Regions from separate parts of the Mus musculus genome. Here region 2 is linked to region 1. Evidence: chromatin loops called from intact Hi-C (ENCODE). Cell type or tissue: heart. All regions are shown on one strand. Links, peaks and the distances in the headings refer to the core of each region. The heading gives the core; the rest is flanking DNA. Region 1 has its middle 65 kb from the start of Gm39458. Region 2 has its middle 15 kb from the start of Gm39457.

Region 1 (10,253 bases), core at 3,154-8,153:
TCCATGTTGCATCACCTGCCTATGGCATCCGTTGATCATTTATGCCTCACCACGTCTCTCCTCCCTCCTCCCGTCTTCTTACACGGGAATCTGAGAATCACTTACTGCATTCAGTGGGGTTGGGTGGGGTTGGGGTGGGGTTGGGGTGGGGTGTTTGTTTGTTTAGACAGGGTTTCTCTGTATAGTAAACCTAGCAATTGTTCTGTAGAGCAGGCTGGCTTGGAACTCACAGAGATCTGCCTGCCTCTGCCTCCCAAGTGCAGGGATTAAATCATGTGCTACCACCGCCCAGCTTTGTTTCATCAACAGTTCTATCCATTTCCCAATAAGTTGCAGATTGTTCTTTATGGCTGATTAATAGTTCCACTGTGGAGATTCACAATGTTTAAAAACCCATCCACCCATTGCTGGGGCATCCAGCTGATTCCATGCATGGGCTATTGTGATGGGTAGGCTGATTTTGTCTGTTTTCCACAATGGGCAGAGTAACATAGTTGGTGCTGAGAAGTGGGGCCTCACCAGGATAACTCTGACTGTGCCGTTCTTGGGTCTTTGAAACCCCTTTGCATTGCCGGGCGGTGGTGTCACACGCCTTTAATCCCAGCACTCCAGAGGCAGAGGCAGGCTGAGTTCGAGGACAGCCTGGTCTACAAAATGAGTTCCAGGGCAGCCAGGGCTATACAGAGAAATCCTGTCTCAAAAAACCAAAAAAGAAAAAAAAAAAGAAAGAAAGAAAAGAAAGAAAGAAAGCCCTCTGCAGGAAGAAGGAGGGCTGGAAAAAGGTTGGAATTAACTACTTAGTTTTTCTTTATTTCTTTTGACTGCATGCTGACTGGCATAGGATCACCATATCCATTTGTTTTAGTCATTTTAGTCTTAGCTCATTGGCTCTCTTTTGTTATGAACTGCTCAGTAATGAGCAACTTAAAGCAGTGCCTATAAAGTTGGATAGCAGAGTGAGCTCCCCAGTCATCCATTGCTGAGGCCTTGGTCCCCAGGATGGAGAAAGTGGCACCTTTTCACTGCAGGGGGAAGGAACCGTAACACAGGAGAGCCGTCCTCATGACTAGATTAACGCTGTCATGGGGAGGAGAGGGGTCCGGCTCTCACGAGACTGAATTAGAACTGCAAGAGTGGGTTGCTCTACTCAAGGCCACCCTTGCTTCCTTCTGCCTGAACTGTTTCCTATTCTGTTTCTCTACTATAGTATAAATTGTCTAGCCTCAGGTATTATGTTATAGAAATGTAAAATAGACTGAGAGAGTAAATGTGCCACGGGGAGGTAATGGTGGGTGGCTGTAAATCAGAGATGGTGTTATGTAGAATTTTGTATGAGATGGCCGCTCTCTATGATAAGCACAAGAAATGTTCCTCCAGGGCTATGGTGCATGCTTCATTGGAGCCCTCTGTTTTCCCTACCCAGAGTGGGATGGCGGTCCTTCGCTTGAGTGGCTCATGGCCCCTGTCTCTTGAACTTCTTCCTCAGGAACACCTGCAAAGCATGGGTCCTTTGAGTGAAACACGTCAGCCAAAGCAGGAAGGATCATCCCCCTGTGACCTCCGGGTTTGGAATGACATCAGCTCCTACTGCAATCACCCGGGACCGGCAGAAGCATTTCCTCGGCAGACTTAATCATGAGAATTTGTTTAGAAAGGTCCAGGAAACACAGTTGGAAGACACAGGGCTTATCTCATCGGCTTCTGTCAAACTGGAATATTTCGTAGAGTGAGAGATGCAGTCAAGAATCAGGGCATGAAACTGAGTACCAACTGTTCTGGGAGCAAATTCTCTGAGGTGCAGAAGAAAAGAGGCAAGGGGTAGGAGGTGGGAGGTGCTGGGGCTAGAAGCTCAGTCTGTACTCACCACGTGAGCATGCAGAGCCCATCCAGTCCTCAGAGCACACAGGGAAGCTGGCTGCTATGGCAGGTGCTTATAATCTCAGTGCTGCCCAGGTGGAGACAGGCAGGTCTCTGGGCCTCGCTGGCCAGCCCAGCCTACTTGGTGAGCCCCGGGCAAGAGAAATGCCCTGTCTCAAAACACTAGGTGGATAGTGCCTGAGGGATGACCTTGAGGTTGACCTTTGGCCTCCCCATGCAAGCACACACAGATGCAAGTGCACTGACACTCACCCATGCACCCACACCCACCCATACACACACACACACATATGCATACACACATGCACCTACACCCATCCATACACACACACACACACATGCATACACACATGCACCAACACCCACCCATACAGACAATACACACACACACACACACATATCCATACAGACACACACACATGCACCCACACCCACCCATACAGACAATACACACACACATACACACACATCCATACAGACAATACACACACACACACAATACACACACGCCCATCCATCCATACACACACACATGCACCCACATCCATCCATACAGACACCCACACATGCACCCACACCCACCCATACAGACAATACACACACACACACACATATCCATACAGACAATACACACACACACACACACATCCATACAGACAATACACACACACACACACATCCATACAGACAATACACACACACACATCCATACAGACACACTCACACAAAGGAACTGGAACAGCAGAATCAAAGGACCCTCTCTGCACAGTCCTTCCCACGTTGCCTTTGGACCTAAGCCTCTGTGGGGCCATAGGGAACCCTTCTTTCTCTGCTATGATACCTGAAACCATTTTGTTGTTACAGCATCAGGACATCTGCTTTTCACTGTGATCCTTGACTGACAGCATTGATTTGCCCACGGGAAAGACCTTGCTAAGAGGGAGGACTTCACTCCCGAGTCAGAATCTGTCTTCCACTGAGGCCGTGGTAATAAACAGGCACCCTAGAGTTTACAAGCTCTGGGGAACCTTAACTGTCAGCTGACCATATCTTCCAGTTACCTAAGAAAGGAGTCTCCATTGATGGGTTTCTCAGGTGTGACTGGCCACTGGGCATGGCTGTAAAGGATAGTCTTGATTCCAGAGGGCTCAGCCCACTATAGGTGGCACTGGGAAGGCGGTCCTGGGCTGTGTAAGAAAGCTAGCAGAGCCTAACCCTGAGAGGGAGCCAGCCAGCAGGATCTCTCCAAGGTGCCTGCTTCAAGTTCCTGCCCTGACTTCTCTCCAATGACTGTCTGTGACCTGGAAGTGTAAACCAAATAAACCCTTTCCTCCCAAGATGCTTTTATCAGCGTGTTTGATCAGAGCAACAGAAAGCAGGACAGCATCCTAGGTCAGGGTTGAGTCTCGGGACTACTGCTCACCAATTCTGTAACTCTGGATGCTTTTCCTTGTCCCAGTCTCTGGATTGGGCAATTGGATGCCTTGGGATTCAGGGGCTAGCCCTTCTCTTTAAAGTTTTTGTTTTAATTTTTATGTTGTAAGTAAGTGTTTTGTCTGCATAAACACACATCACATATGTGCCTGGTTCCTGCGGACACCAGAAGATGGCATTGGATCCTCTGGAACTGTAGTTAAAGGTGATTGTGACTCACATGTGGGCACTGGGAACCAGGCCAAGTCTTCCACAAGAGAAGCCAGTGCTCTTATCCGCTGAGCTGCCACTCCAGAATAATAAGAGAACAGGGCACTGAAAATCAGTTTGATAAGGGGGGCTGGGGAGGACCCAGGTTCAATTCCCAGCAGCCACATGGTGGCTCACAGCTCTGTAACTCCAGGATTCAAGCTCTATACACAGATATACATGCAGGCAAAATGCCAACAAAGGGAAGGAAGGAAGGAAGGAAGGAAGGAAGGAAGGAAGGAAGGAAGAAAAAACCAGTTCAATAAATTTTATAATAGTAAAATCTATATAGAGGACTGGAGAGACGGCCCAGGGTTAGAGGACCTATTTCTCTTCCAGAGGAGTTGGGTTTGGTTCTCAGCATTGACATCAGGTGGCTCACAGTTGCTCATAACCTTAACTCTGAGGACACCGCAGGCAGATGGTATGCATAATCTCATTCAGGTATACACACAAATAAATCAATCTTTAAAAGTTATGTGCAACAGGAAACCAGCTTTTACATGTTGCCCAGCCTCTGCCAGCAGAAAACAATTCAGGTTTCTGACCAGATACTATTTCCTTAAGTGGTCTCACCCTTATCCTTGCTACATTGTTTCTGTAGCTTCCTGAGGTCCGCCTGGTATGCGGGCAAACACAGTGAGTCAAACAGACGCCATACTGGAAGGCTGTGGCACTAAACTTCTACTTAGGAAAAAAATAAAGTTGACCTCAGAAAATAGTGACCTCCTTTGAATTCACCATGAGTTGTGTCAGGCCGCTGGGGCTGAGTGAAGTAGTTCAACTTTGTGATGGCTATAAGGGAAAAATTTCCTAGCTAAACAAACATAAAGCAAGGGGTTACATTTAGCTATTTCAGGGTGTCATTTTTCAAGCCCTTTAATGAAGGCTATGTGAATGTACAATGAATTAGACATTAATCAAAGCAGTTTGTTTTTCTTTTTTTTATTATTTCCTGTGTATGTGTATACATGTGTGTGCTTGTTTGCATGTATGTATGCATATGTATGCATGTATGTATGCATATGTATGCATGAATGCCAGAGGCCAGCATCCCAGATGTCTTTCTCAAATGACATCCATCTTTACTTTTGGAGACAAGGTCTCTCTTTGAACTGAAAGTTCACCAATTTCAGCAAGACTGGCTGTCCAGGAGGGTCCTGGACTGCTCCTGTGTCAGCCCTGCCCCTTCAGCACGGGGATTACAGATGTTCGCTTCTGTGCCTGATTTTTGGAGGCTGACCTCAAGTCTTTAGGCTTGCACAGGAGATACTTAACTGCTATCTCCCTCACCCTCAGCCCTAATTATGAGCTGAGAATCTGGAGCCAGCAAGGAAATGGGGCCACTGAGTAGTAGGAGGGAATGCCTGTGCTGTGTACTGTAGATAGGGTCCCACCTGACTGGAACTTTGCTTTGATTGGAGGTCCTCTTGTGACTCCAGAGAGAGGCTGACTGCAGATCAAACTTCTAAGATAGGGAGGTCTGGACAGACAATCTGCTGATTCGATGCCATGTGGGGTTTGAAAGCTCTGCTCCAGCTACAGGCCCAGGTTATCTCCCAATTCGGAGGTTTCCCTACTCCTATCAGAGGGGCTACAGCAGTTGAAGGGGATGATTGCAGCCACAGAAAGGAGGAGTTTTTAACGGACACTTGCTTCACAATTCCCTAAGCCCTGGGGGCCCTGGCCCTCCACGGAGCAGAGCTTTATTTACCTTTCTGTTTCATGATGGAGAAAACATCCCTGTGCCAGCTCTCCACCCTCCAGACCCAGTCAGACTGCGGTGGTGGGAAATCTCTGGGGAAGCTGGCTTTGCAACTGTGAAGGAATGCCTTTGTGAGAGAGGATCCTGCCCTGTGCACAGGCCAAAGGGGCTGCAGAGTGGAATTTTCTCTCTTCCCCTTTCTGGCAGGCAGACAGACCCTGTCTTCAAAGTTCGCAGGAAAGGTATGTTTTGACAAGCACACACATACTGCTTCAGAAAAGCCACAGAGGCAACGCCTTTGTTGCCCCAGAGCCCACTCCCTTCCACGCAGGAGGTGAAGCCCTTTCAGAAGCCGCATAATGGAAACCGAGCCTGAGTTTGCTTGTACTGTTTCCCCGAAAGTACATAACTTCCATTCTGTGGTTCCACACAGCACATTCGCCCTCCTCACAAATGCAAACCCTGGCAAGGCTGTTTGTCCAGCCAGCCCGGGACTGGCAGGGAACACGAAGTTTGGCAGGACTCATGAGGCGTCTTTCTGTAGGGCTTTGGTTTCCTGGTCAGTTGAAGCTAGTCCAGTTATTGTCCCAGTGTTCTGCCAGATAAAACATGGGGGAGGGGGGCTTTTCTAGAAGCCTGGCCTTGTGACTGTGGGATGTGAGGAGGGATCATGAGCTGAGCAGAGAAGTAGGAACTCAGGCCAAGGCCCAGGAGTTCTCTTCTCCAGCACGGGCTCTGACTCTGCTCTCTGGAATGTAGACCTATGCCTGACTCACGGCTGGCGCTGAAATTACCTTCACCTTCACACAAGGCTGTACCCTGTAATAGTAGTCCCTCTCAGGGACATGGGGTTAGCATGGTCAACAAATGAATCCCACCTGTAATATAAAGAGATCTAGCATATTTGGAGCCCTGGGTTCGAATCTCAACAATGCATAAACTGTGTAGTGGCTCATGTCTGTAGTCCTAGCACATGGGAGGTAGAGGCAGATGGATCAGGAGTTCAAGACTATCCTTGGCTATGTAGGAAGCTCAAGGGCAGCCTGGGGTGCATGAGACCCTGACCAGAAGCAAATAAATGAAAGAACAGAGAGAGAAAAGCAGCCCATGCAGAGAACCACCCAGGAGCAAACATGAGGTCCAGATCAAGAAAGACAGACCCTGTCCCCTCCCAGCAGGATGGAGAAAGACCCTGTCCCCTCCCAGCAGGTCCCCTGGGCTGCCTTCCACAGTTCTCTGACTTACAGCCACTGGTTAAGAGTCACTGAAACACTGTTTCCAGAACGTTCTCTTTAAACATACATTGTAAATTCTCAAGAGAAGCCAGGGTGGGTTTCTGTTTTGGGACCTTCCATAGAGTAAAGGACCTCGTCCCATCCTAGATTGGCTACATTCTCATGGCTGAGCAGGGGTGCTAAACCCTGAAGCTAGTGGTGACTGATACTTAAAAGTTTGTAGATTCTGTCTCCCTGGACATCACAGCAGCTATTGGATATGGGATCCCAGGGCCCGAATGTGATTTTGTAGATGTGAGAAATGCTGGAAACTCAGGGCTCATTAAACATCAGTGCACAATATTGTTGGGCTTTTTGTTGTTGCTGCTGTTATAAACAACATCTTTGAAAACCTTATACAAATACCTGTATTCAGCCCTGCAGAGGTTGTGGGCAGGAACTTGGTTTCCTTGGAGGTGAAAAGGAGCTACCTGCTGTGGATGTGACAGATCCTCCAGTCTGCCCCAGCATCTGCAGTCTGACCTAGCCAGGCTGCTCCTAACCAATCTTTTCTCTCCCTAGTCATGTGGCTCAGAAATCATTCCCAGCTTTCCCCAGGGACACACACACTGCTGGCCTCCTGTCTATAAACTCCTCCCCTCTTTGAGAAATCTTACTGCCTCTTATCTGTACAGCTCCAGCTGGCTGGTTGAGCTAAGAGCAGAGAGGTCACTCTCTGAATAGATTATGTAGTTCAGTCTTGAGTAGATCGAGGCTCCTGTGTAGTGGGTTTGTGGCCCACCACCCTACCACACCTATCCAAGTCACAACAGCAGGAATTGGACACTGAATATTCCTGAGTCTATATGCCTATGAAGGCCAACTTTATACACTTATATAGTTGTAGATATGTACGTGTGTATGTGTGTGTGTGTGTGTGTGTGTGTGTATACCACATAAAGCCACAATAGCACTACCCCATTATTTTTATTTGTTGTTTATTTGTTTGTTTTTCTAGACAAGGTTTCTCTGTGTAGCCCTGGCTGTTCTGTAACTCCCTCTGTAGACCAAGCTGGCCTCAAACTCAGAGATCTGCCTGCTTCTGCCTCCACAGTGCTGGGATTAAAGGTCAGGGCCACCACAGCCACCACCACAGCCCGGCTCAATGCTACTCCATTCATATCATGGTTATTTTTAGCTCCCTGAGGTCATCCATGTGCAGATTTAAATTCAAAGATTCTTATCCTTATTTAGACAGGTTTTTGAACCAATCACAAAACAGCTCTTTCCTGTATGCTTTTATCTTCCCATGTAGTATTTCTCAGATAATTTCCCCTTAAAAACAAACAAACAAGACAAGACAAGGCTACCCTGGGAGACCTTTCCCTGCTGCTAAACTGTGTTAGCCGCTTTTCTCCTGGCTGAGACCAAATGCCTGAAAAGCACAGGAAGAGAGGAAGGGTTTACTCTGACCCACCGTTGAGAAAATACAGTCTTCTGTGTGGATAAGGAGGCACGCAGCAGCTGTGGGGTCTGACTGGTCACATTGCATCCACAGTCAGGAGGTAGACAGGACAGGAAGTGGGGCCAGGATAAGAATACTGGCTAAAAAAAAATTGTTTTTTTTAAATATATAAAGGATGAAATTTATCCTTGGATATCCTGTTCCGAGTTTTTCTCCAAGTTATACATACACAAAGGAAACAAAACCAATCCGTTCTCCCTCCCTAAAGCTCTCTGTCTCTGACACTTTGAGAACTCATGCCAGGGTACTCTTTTCAAACTTTGTTTGTTTGGGTTTTGCTTGCTTGTTTGTTTGTTTGTATTTTTAAATTAATGAGCAGTAAGACCCCTGGAACATTCAATTGCTAAAACTTTGCATAAAATGATGGGGTCAAAGCCTTAAATGGAGTGTTTCATGAAAACTTCAGTAATAAATTTTAAAAGTTTGAAGAAATCTTCACTCTATCCTCCTAGAAAAATCAGACGCTCTGGGGCTGCAGAAATGGCTAGGTGGTTATGAGCACCTGCTGCTCTTGCAGAGGACCAGGGTTCAATTTCCAGCACCCACATGGCAGCTCACAGCTGTCTGTAACTCCAGCTCTCAAGTTTTAGGAAGTCTGATGTTCTCTTCTGGCCTCCAAGAACACTTACTGCAAACGCACGGTAAACAAACAGACAGGAAGGCACACACATACACATGTGCACATAAAAGAAGGCACACACATACACATGTGCACATAAAAGCAAACAAGATTATATTTAAAAAAAAACCAGAAGCTCTGAAAGGTTTGTTGCTAGGGATGAGGACAGAGCAAAGACCCAAAGCTTTTGCTCAGCACTGTGTTCTCCCTGTCGGAAACTTCTCTTGTCACTAACCCCGCTCCTCTACAACAGTGGTCTCTGTCCTCTTGAGAACAGATTGGCCTCTGCCCGTACTGCCACCTTCATTTTCAGCAGAGACTGGAGACACAGCTTTTCTCCAAGGAGCCCTTTTTGGTGCTGTCTGACCTGCAGCGTGTCCTCTCGGTTTACAGAGCAAGTGATCTTAGTTGCTGCAAATCCTACTGTGCAGTGTGATCACTCCTTCTGCAGAAATGCTCCTGAGAGCTTGGCCTTACCTTGCTGCTCTGCAGGCGCTGGGTAATTAGATCTAGGTTTGCCATATCAACCCTGGCTGCTCAGTGAGGGTGGGTGGCCAGGGGGACAACTGTCTCTTCTGTGACACTGCTGGCATTTGGGGAAGAGACTGAATAACAGTTAAATAGATGCTAGATATAGAGCTAACCTGTCCCCACACTGTCCACCTAAGGTCCATAGCAACATTTGACTCAGAGGGGCATCTTCATGGGGGTTCTTGGGATCCGTGGAGTATCTCGGGCTGACATCGTGGCTTCATGGTCTTAGGGTGTGACCCTGACTGACCCGTTGAACCCCAAGCATCTGACCCATTTAAACATGACACTCTTTATAAACTGGCATCTCTATGTTGTATTTCTTCTCTCTGGCTGCAAGGAGAAAGTCTTCTCTCTCTCCTGACATGAAAACAGGAGCAGGGAAGGAGGCTACTGCAAGCAATGGACAGCAGCCATGGGCTAGGTAGGTCCTCTGCTCTCGAAGCCACCAGCATGACTTGGTAGGGCTTGCTGCCCATCTCACTGCAAATGTACTCAGCTCACCTACGATGTCTCCGACATCCCTCTGAGTATAGGGGAGTGGTGGCTGTGGGAAGGGGGATGTTATGTCACAAGCAAGCCAACTATCATTTGGAGCCTTTTCAAGGTTCCCCCTTTCCTTATCTCCCTGCCCTTTCTGCTGCTGCTGTCACCGGGATGCCAGCGTCCAAATTGGCACAGGGCCCCAACCCAAGCAAGCAACAGCTGCATTGACAGCCCGATGAGTGACCCACCCTGGGGACCCACTGTGGGACCCTCAGCTGTCACCTTCCTGTGGCCTTCCATTTTCCCCAGTGGCAGAAAGCAGGAAACAGCAGCTGGTCCCCTGTTTACAAGGTCAGGTAAACACAGGGAGACAGACAGCTCTCCGTCTCCCCTTGGACTCCCGCATCTTAACTTAGCCCCAAGCCAAGGACTAAATCCAGCCACAAGTGCAATTCCAATGGAGGGCGGTGAGCCTGAAAAGCAGCATTATCTGCTGTGAGGTAACAGTGGGTGCCTGTGAAGGACACGGAGTTAAATTGGAAGGGAATTTGAATGACAAGCTGGCATGATGTCCATCTCCCTAATGATGGGAGAAGTCACTGGGAAGGCAAA
Region 2 (10,253 bases), core at 2,898-7,897, 83 kb after region 1:
CCCCTGCCGTTTACAAGAAATACCAGATGGGAGGAACAAGCTAAGCAGCAAGGCACAGAGGTGAGCAGCTGAGCCAGGAAAGTCCAGACCAGGAGCCCAGGATTCTCCAACAGGTAAATGACCCAAAACAACTGGGGGAGATGAGCGCTGGATCAAACGTATCTACTCAGTGTGATAGACGACCGGACAACCGGAGACTGAAAGCGACTGAGTCACTTGGAAAATGGCTCGTTCAGAGGTCTCACGGTGCAGGGCACAGAGAGCTAGAAAACACTGCGGAGGCTCCGGGCAAGAAATCCCAGGGCAGACTAGCCATCATCGATTCCAGGTCACTTGTAAAGTTCCATGTGGCTCAGGAACTAGGTCTGCTCTGCGGTTTGGAACTTCTGAATGCCTTCCTAGCTGCCCACATGCTTCAGTCACGTGTGCAGCCCAGGGAGCCCAGGCCTGTTTCTCAGGCTGAGAAATCTCTGGTGCTGGCCTCATTCCTTACCCTGCCCTCCTAAATAGCATATCCTGGATTTCTAAATAGGACCCTACAGTAGGGTTACCAACCAGTCCATGGAAACTAGGTCATTGCCCTGGGTAAGGCATCCTGTCCGTGCACCATATCTAGGATTGTGGGAACACAGGGGACCCAATATGCGCCCTGTGATCCTGGCTGTGGGTTCACATGGGCCCCTCTGACTATGGAAGGCATTGGACTACTGGGTGACCTACACATGAGCCAGTGGGCACACCTCAGGCTGTGAGTAGAACATGAGGTACTTCCTAAACTTATAAAACAGCCTCAGGATTTCTTGGAATGAAATTAAGGAGAGAATTCTGGAAATCTAGGCTAGGCAGTAATAACTGGCAAGACAGCCTCCAGTCTGTGAGCAGGGCTCAGCTCTGCTACCCACAAGCACCCGTGTTGTAGAAGACCAGACAAGTTTAGATAGGAACATTCTAGATTTCCTCGAGTCAATGTATTCCTCACTGGACACTCATGGGAAAAAAACATTTCAAAGTGCTGGAATATTCTGTTTCCACAATTAGAGGCCAGAGGGAAGAACACACTTGCATTTTGCCAAGACTCCTCCTGCTCCCTCAGGACCTTCTCTGGCCCAACTCAAGAGGAATATGGGAGAACAGGAAGACTGCAGTTCCCCCCCCCCCCCCACCTCGGGTCAGACGGACTTCTCTTCAAAGGAGGCAGAAGCTCCACCTTACAGGGTTTAAGCAGTAACGATGTAGCAGAATAAAGAAAAAGATCGGCGGGGAGAAACTGAAGGTGGAATGGACCACCCAAAATGTATGTGGAATGAAAATAAAACAAGCCTTAGGGAGGGTAGTGGGCCACCCGGAACCAAGCCAGAATGCTGCTGCTAAGAAGGGGGTAAAGACGGGTGACCAAAGCCCTGAAGCCCAAACAGAGAAGAAACCACCCCAGACAGCCAGGAGAGCACTTTTGTTTCTAAATATAATAAGTATGGAAGGAGTAACTGGATACGGTGGGCGTCAGCATGCGTCCCCATGGAGCTATGCGTAGTGGACGTCAGCACGCGTCCCCATGACGCTGTGCGTGGTAGGTGTCAGCACGCACCCCCATGGGCACTGTGTGTAGCAGGCATCAGCGCTGCACGTGGTGGGCATCAACCCACATTCCCATGGTGCTGTAGTGCTCATGCAGAGGATACTGGTGACAGGGACTACAAGGCAGACCCAAAGGGAACAAACCCGAGATTGGAGCCTAAGGTGTGCCTCTCTGCGATATTTTGGAGTCATTCTGTGGTGTTTTTTTACAGGAGGTTTTACTTTGAGTGGGGTGTGTGTGTGTGTGTGTGTGTGTGTGTGCTGTTTGTGTTTAGAGAAAGGGTCTCAGATAGCCCAAGCAGTCCTTGAACTTGCTATGTAGCTAAGGCTGGCCTTGAACTCCTGATCCTTCTGTTGCTGCTTGAGTGTTGGCATTACACGCATGCACCATCATGCCTGGGGTGTGAGGAGGGAACATGGGGTCTCGTACAAGCACTTCTGAGTGCAGCACTATCTCAGTGTTGGTTTGGAGTTTGAAGAACTACATATTTAATAAAAAGTCTTAAGACCATGAAACAAAACCCAAACTCTGGGGGAGCAGAGAGCGTTAGGGGGAAAGAACGGGATTAATCATTGGTTTGGGGGTCAGGACCTAAAGCTGTCGTCTGACTCCAGGGAGGCACAGAGTTCGTGGTGGCTTTCCAGCTGACAATGACAGCATGTCACAAGAAGACAAAGAGAGATGTTCTCTGCCTGCTTGCAGGTCTGTCACACAGTCACATGTCTGAGAACCGACCCCCCTCTACCTCCCCTCTGACCTCCACACAAGCTCTGCAGCATCCCCCACCTCCACTACCACATACAATCTATGAATAAGTAAATGTCAAAGAATTTTTAAATTTAGTTCATGCTTAAGTAAGTTTACAGTGTTGAGGGGCTGGAGAGACGGCTCAATGGTTAAGAGCACCGACTGCTCTTCCAAAGGTCCTGAGTTCAAATCCCAGCAACCACATGGTGGCTTACAACCATCCGTAATGAGATCTGACACCCTCTTCTGGAATGTCTGAAGACAGCTACGATGTACTTACATAAATAAGTCTTAAAAAAAAAAGTTTACAGTCTTGAGTTGGGACATGTTTACAGTCATTCTGGGTTGCAAGAGGCTCTCAGGGAGCCAGTTGGACACACTGAGACAGGTCATGAAAATGTGCAACCTTATAACCTGTTGGAGCTCTTTACTTTACACCAGGTACCAAGAGAACATACACAAGACAGACCCTGAAACTTGGGTCTTCTCTGTCCCAGATGTGGGGCTGCCAGCACCATCACACTCACCAGCAACGCTTCCCAAATGTAAAGGGGACATAATGGCCTCCACAGCACTGTTCCCCTTTTTCCCTTAGGAGCTCTGAGTGAAGGTCCTGTGTCAGAGTGAACAGCTAAGACATCAGTGGCATAAGCACGTTCCCACACATTTCCCCTCAACCCCCACAACCTGTGTGACAGTCAACAGGCCCCTCCCACCATCTATGCAGGACTGTACGAAGAGAGGCTAAATCGGCACACACAGCCGGTGTGCAGTGGGGCTGGCATCTGGATGCCAGCTCTGATAGAACTGAGTTACTTGCACTGGTGGGATCAACAGGGGACTTCACTCTTTGACAACAGTTTTCAATTGAGGCTGAAGGTCTCTTTCTTTTCTGACCTGTAGACTATCCTCTCTGATCCTTGGAAGGCAAACTCTCTGGGAACAGATTCTATGATACCTGGGAAGGAGAGAGGGAAGCTGGAGAAAAGTTTCTGAAAATGTCCCCCTGCCCTTCAGCATCTTTCTTGGAGGAGAGACAGTTCTTGGCAAACAAGAGTCCATTCTCTCCCACTGAATGGAGTTCACACACTTGAACATGCACCTCGTGACATTGGCCTGGCCAACATTTGTCCACATCAGCAGTTGGCAATGGCAGGGATGCTTGAACCCCTGCTTGCAGAGCTTCCTGTTCCCACAAACCCTTGCACCCAAATCTCCTGGTTCCCTCCAGACCTGATGCCTGCTCCTCCCCAGTGGGAGGCCTGGTTGGAACTGTGAAGAAGGAGGCTATTCACTTGGAGCAGTCCTGGATGGCTGTGCACATGGCCCATTCCCAGCACGGATGTTAGGCCCAGCCCTCTCTTCTAAAAGATGGTAGTTTGCCTTGGAATGAGTAATTCTCATACCTGCCAAGTTCAACATGCAGCAGACACAAACCCCACTCTGTTCTCAAGGGGCCCTGCCCAAAGCAAGATAGATGGAGCAGGTCATCTGGCGAACACCACAGTAGAGGCCAGCTCCAGGGCACCTGATGGTGGTGAGGGGAGAGACAGAGAGAAACAGACAGAGAGACAGAGAAAGAGAGAGACAGAGACAGAGAGAAACAGATAGACAGAGAGAGACAGAGAGAAACAGACAGAGAGACAGAGACACAGAGAGAGACAGACAGAGAGATATAGAGAGACAGAGACATAGAGAGACACAGACAGACACAGACACAGAGACAGAGGGAGACTGAAAGAGACAGAGGACAGACAGACAAAGATAGACAAAGACAGGCAGAGAAAGAGAGAAAAGAGAGAGAAAGGACAGACAGAGAGAGAAAGAAAGACAAAGATAGGAAAAGAGATAGAGACAGACAAAGACAGGCAGAGAGACAAGGAGAGAGGACAGACAGAGACAGAAAGACAAAGACAGGTATAGAGACAGAGAGACAGACACACAAAGACAGGCATAGAGATGGAGGAATGAATTGGAGGGAGACATGGAGGGGTTTGAATTTCCACTCACCTCTTTTTCCATCCAAGTTATTTCCCTTTTGCCTTAAAATAGCCACATAAGGCATGGCTGATCCATTTGTTGTTTTAACTGGTCCTTCTTGGGGAAGGCTTCCACAGGCTGCCAGGACCTCAGAGTAAAGTGAGCTCTCCCACACCACTCCCTCTCTCAACAAACCCCAGACAGCAGAGCCAAGAACACCTGCCTGGCCTCCACACCCTGGCCTCCACAGCCTCTCTCCAGAGGGAAAGGCACCAGGCTTAAAAGAAATCAGCCAGGCCATGGAGACAGCTCAGTGGGTAAAAGCACTTGCTGTGCAGATGGGAGAATTGAATTTGGATCCCCAGGACCCAGATAAAGCCAGTGCCTCTAATCTATGGCTCGAGGGAAGGCAGAGATGCCAGGGTTCCTGGAAGCATTGGGACTGGGTAGCCTGGTGTTCACAGCAGTGAACAAGAAAGAGGCCCTACCTTAGATGAGGTAGAAGGCACAGAGTGACACCCAAGGTTCTCCTCTGACCTCTGTGGGCTTACTGCGTTACACGTATGCCAGCACACACACACAATATACACATACACATCCTATGCACACGTGAAGATTTATAGTTTTTGTTTTATGCCTATGGGTCTTTTGCCTACATGAATGTCTGTGCCCCCTTCTGAGCCTGGTGTCAGTAGACAGCAGGAGAGGAGGTCAGATTTCCTGAAACTAGAGTTACAGATGGGTGTGGACTCCCATATGGCAATTGAAAGAACAGCAGAGCTCTTAGCCACTGAGCCATCTCCCCAGCCCCATACAATGATTTAGAAAGACTCACCACCATCGCTGGAACCCGGGGGGGGGGGGGGGGGGAAGTCCTCTTAGCTTCCCTAACCTCCCAGTAGCAAGACCTTAGGAGAGAGAGGAAACTCAGCTGAGACCCTCCCCCAGTTATCCTCTCTCCCTGCCTTGTGTTCCCACTGCTGCCCTCCAGTGGCAGTGAGCAGAGGGCCCCACGATCTCCTGCCTGGTTAACGGCCACCAGGGTAAGAGAAAGAGGCTGCAGGGCCATTTCTGGGTCAGACCGAGACACTGGGTAGCTTTGTATTTGCAGCTAATCTTTATTAATTATTAGAACTTATGAAATAGATGAGTCCTGACGCTTCTATTAGCAACTTAATGGCTGTTTATTAAATTTTCTCCAATTACAGCTGTTTAGTACATCAGAAGGCTGGGATGCCCTATGAACGACCTTGGAAAGAGAAGGCAGGGGCTGGTGTTCCAGGTGACTTTGCTCAGCTGAGCAAAGATCTCATCTTGGGAAGAGTGAAAACTCAAAAGCAGAGACCGTGGTCCAAGAAAGGACTCCACAGGCAAAAAGGGAACTTGTCACGTACTCCAGAGAATGGGGACCATTCAGAGTCTCCCAATGCACGTCTGTGTGCACACATCCATTTCTGTGTATGTTCTCGCGTGTGCAGGTGCGCACGCACACTTGTGTGGAAGCAAGGACAGCCTCGACTGTCAGTCTTTAGGTGCCTTCTATCTTGTTCTTTGAGTCAGCGTCTCCCACTAGCATAGAGCTTTCCAACTGGACTGTGCTGCCTGGCCAGGGAGCCCCAGAGACCCACTTGCCTCTATCTCCCCAGCACTGGGTACAACCATGCACCACCATAGCTGGCTCTTTCACTTGGGTTCTGGGTTCTAGCTCAGGTCCTCAAGCACTGTTGACTGACTGTGCCAGCTCCCCGACCAAGTCGCTCCCTTGGCGTAATTTAAAAAGCTAAATAAATAGTGTGCCTTGCCTTGGAACTCAGTATTCTATAACTGCAGTGGTAAGTCCTCAGATCCACACGTCGCTGAAGAGTCTATGAACCCAAAACCCTGTGTGCCATCCTTCCTGGATGAAGCCTTTTAATCCCCACATTCAGAAAGCCTAATTTCGTTTAAAGAGGGAAGGAGAGAGCTATACTGGCTTCACTGTTTCATCACGTTCAACCAATAATAAGCTCCATCAATGTATCAGACAGTAAAATGGGAATAAATGTAAAATAGGAGCCAATGTTGTCCCCAGGACATACTCCCCAAAGTTAATGAGGCAACTGAATAAAACCAATGAGGAGGTGTTCAAAGGTCCCCGCTGAAGCAAAGGGAGGACACGGGCAGACAGATCTCTGGGAGTTCAAAGTCAGTCTACGCCACATAGCAAATTCCAGGGCTACCCCGAGAGACTCTCGAAAAAACAATGAACAAGTAAGAAAACTTTCAAAAGAAATAAAACTTATGCCACCAAGAACCTAGCATACTGATGAAGAAAGATTCCATAATGTGGGTCAGGTAAGAATGGAAGGTGAGCAGAGCAGTGGTGGCGCACGCCTTTAATCCGAGCACTTGGGAGGCAGAGGCAGGCGGATCTCTGAGTTCGAGGCCAGCCTGGTCTACAGAGTGAGTTCCAGGACAGCCAGGGCTATACAGAGAAACCCTGTCTGGAACACCCCTCCCGCCCCCCCCAAAAAAGAGTGGAAGATTCCAAGGCTTTCAGGGATTCCATTGGAAACAGCCATACTGACAGGTCTTGGAGAAACAGCCCAGTGTGCTGCAAACATCTGAAGAGACTAACTCCCCACCTGGGGCTCCACCACAAGCCAGTCACACAAGCTACAGAACAAAGGTGTTTTCACACATACAAGTGTTTAGTTTCCAACCCCAGGATGAGGGTCTGAGGTGCATATTTTACATATCAAAGCAGACCTGACCTCCAGGTTCTCCTAACATCCCTCAGTTCCTACCTGGCATACACTGCCACCAGCCCTGAACTTTCTCTTTTTTTGGGGGGAGGGGGCTGGGGGGGAGGGGAGGTGTTCCAGACAGGGTTTCTCTGTGTAGCCCTGGCTGTCTTGGGACTCACTCTGTAGACCAGGCTGGCCTCGAACTCAGAAATCCACCTGCCTCTGCCTCCCAAGTGCTGGGATTAAAGGGGTGCGCCACCACTGCCCAGCTAACCCTGAACTTTCTAGCCCAGGGGCTAGGCTGTCCTTCCCCCAGATTGTGAGAGTGCTTCCCCCTCTCCCTCTCCTCCCTCCCCCTCTCCCTCTGTTCTTCTCCTCTTCCCCCCCCCCCTCTCCCCTCAGGCCCTTTCTATCTCTCTTTCTCTCTCTCAGTCCTCTCAGTCCTTGGGGCCAGTGAACTCAGCCCAAAGCAGCTTCCCAACGGACCTGCATCTGTAATCTAATCTGGTTTGAATTAGCTCATTTCACCACAGAGATACAACCTATCAACAAGCAACTTAGTACTGCCCAGAAAAATGAGACAGAAATAGGAAAGCCAAGAATGTAGGATAGGGCCAGTGAGCCAGATGAATGGAACCCCACAGTGGAGGGAGAGAACCAGCTCCCACAAGCTCTCTGACCTCCTCAGAGGCACCATAGCACACACATGTGCACGTGCACACACACAGTACTAATAAATAAAATGGAAAACTAAAGACTAAAAGGGGATGGAGAAAAGGCTCAGTGGTTAAAAGCCCAAAAATGCTCCTACAGAGGACACCAGTTCAGTTCCCAGCACCTACTTTAGAAGCCAGGGTGTGATGGTGTGTGTTTATAATCTCAGTACTGGGGAGAAAGAGACTGGGGGACCCCGGGGACTCCCTGGCTAGCCAGTCTAGCCTAGGTATCAACCTCAAGTCCCAGGGAAAAGACCCTGTCTCAAAAATCATCGGGGTTAGTGCCTGAGGAGCAACGCCTAAGGTCGGCCCCTCGATTCCACATGCACACGCACACATGTGCTCCTGCACTTACACAAATACACCTGAGCATATGCACACACAGACATCAACTGGAGTCCTGGTCTAAATACATTCACTGCTAAAGCCCATGTGGGGCAGGATCTGAGAGTCTGTATTTCTAACATCCTCCTGGGTGCTCCTAGTGTTGGTCTGCACTCGTGGATAGAGAGCAAGGAAACCCAACCCCAAGCCAAGGGCACAGCAGAGAAACTGAAAAGGTCAGCTCGGGTCCTTTTTGAAAATTCCACCAGACCCTCCTCCCCTTCTCCTCCAGAAGGGGCAGGCTAATTAGCATTCCACCGCAGGACAGACGGACCTGCAGTTGGGGGAGGCTTAGACCAGGTAAACACCTTCTGCAGCTCAGACCCTGCCACCTCATTCCCCAGAGACCAATCGATTTAAAAGCCACACTGTTCTGCCAATCACATTGTGCCTAATGGCTGTTGCTCTGAAAAACTGTATGAAGACTGACCAAACAGGCTGGGACGGTCGTTGGAACAATAAATTCCTCTTGCTTTTTGTATCGATTTCGGGCTCCCTGTGGTTCATTCAGGAGGTCCCCCAGTAAGCTAAGGCTCACCAGAGTGCTACAAAACCAGAGCGAGAGGAGAAGGCGTCCCTCCGCAGCTGCCCGTCTCGAGGCTAACCCTGACATGAAGATGCTAGTTTCTGAGGACCTACTTTCTTCAGGACTCTCTTTTGTCCCCTCGTTCTATCCGGAGGCTGAATTACTCTAGAGAAAGTCTCAGAGTACACAATGCACTGGGGGAACTCATATTTTCTCATTTAAAGAAAGGATCGTGGCAGCCTGGCTCATTTTGTTACCGCCATCCATTAAGGGTCCCACTGTAGCTGCCAGTCCAGTCCTCTGCAGATTAATGCCTCCTAAATTAATTTTGTGTTCAATAAGCCTCCATAAATATGTTTGCTCAGCAGGCTAAATTGGAGCCTTCGATTTTGCTCTGGGTGGATGTGGATCAGCCATCCTGGTCCTCGGCCACATGCAGTCCTTCAGGCTGCTTCATTAGTCACTGTCACCAGTGGCAGACACTGGCTCCCTGCAGAGTGCCTCCAGTAAGTCAACTGCTGCTGCTCCTGTTGGACACAATCTTCCCTAGAGTATGTGTGTCGCCTTCCAAATTGGCCAAAGAGAAATCCAAGCACCGGAGAAGAAAGTCCAGTCCAGTCAGCCTTTGCTTTCCCATGGAATGTTCTAGGAGCATCCCCTCCCCAACCTTATCCCTGTCCGTGCCCATGGACAACACCAGCTCCGCTGTATCCAAATGATACAGAGTTCAGCCCCCAATCCTCATTCCCACAGCACAGACAAAGACTGAAGCCCATGGAGGTTGAAAAATGACTTCCAAATTCTCCAGGTCGCCTGGGACACCAGGATACCTCGCACGGCCCGAGAGAGCGCACGTGGTACTGTATGAATCAGCTGCCCTCCAGTCCTGTAATCAAGGTATTCTGCTAAGCAGCTTCCAGTGTCAAAACCTGCGGGAGATGGCGCTCAGTGATACAGCACGTGACAAGCAGGCACGAGGTCCTCGTTTCAATTCCTGTAACAGGGAAAGAAAAAGAGCCAGGTGTAAAAGCATGCTTCCGTAATCAATAGCAAAGCTAGTACAGTTTTATCTCGTCATATCTGAAGATTTCAAACCAAAGAGAGCAGAGAATGACCCTACTTGTCACACAGCTTTAGCCAGCTTTGACTAGCCTTTTCTTACCTGCAACCTCATTTCACCATTTATCTGACTTCTCCAGCATTCCACCCTGCCAGCCTCCTGGAGTTGCTGGGTTCACAGTGCTGAGCCTTTCGTGCATGACTATCATGAAGCAAGCAAAACCTGTGTGTGCATATGCACACTCACACACACACACATGCAAGCATATGCATGCATACATAGACACACATGCACACACACACAAGCATATGCACACATACATAGACACACATGCACATATACAAACATATGCACACAGACACATGCATACACACAATTATACACACAGATGCACATACAATAAACACACATAAATACATGCATACAGATATTAGCACACATGCACATAAACACATATGAATACACACAGGCATAAACACACATGCAAGGATATGCATGCATACATAGACACACATGCACACAGAAGCATATGAACACA

The links. Hi-C counts contacts between places; a loop is a spot of excess contacts. Peaks named below come from ENCODE experiments on the same cell type or tissue, not always from the same donor. Only the 100,000 strongest peaks of a DNase experiment are listed, where the experiment ranks them.
Region 2: a loop joins it to region 1, with 4 times the contacts of the local background. A loop is called at or near these places in 3 of 42 quality-filtered maps.

Annotation. Positions count from the first base shown.
Region 1 is chr9:120,735,022-120,745,274 of GRCm38, reverse strand. No RefSeq gene overlaps it. Among named protein-coding and RNA genes, the nearest start is that of Gm39458, 65 kb to the right of the region's middle. In heart, for the core only: no CTCF peak of the experiment used is centred there; DNase peaks (open chromatin) are centred at 5,384, 5,874 and 7,084; H3K27ac peaks cover 3,432 bases.
Region 2 is chr9:120,652,226-120,662,478 of GRCm38, reverse strand. No RefSeq gene overlaps it. Among named protein-coding and RNA genes, the nearest start is that of Gm39457, 15 kb to the left of the region's middle. In heart, for the core only: a CTCF peak has its summit at 5,322 (motif pointing left); DNase peaks (open chromatin) are centred at 3,618 and 5,298; H3K27me3 peaks cover 91 bases.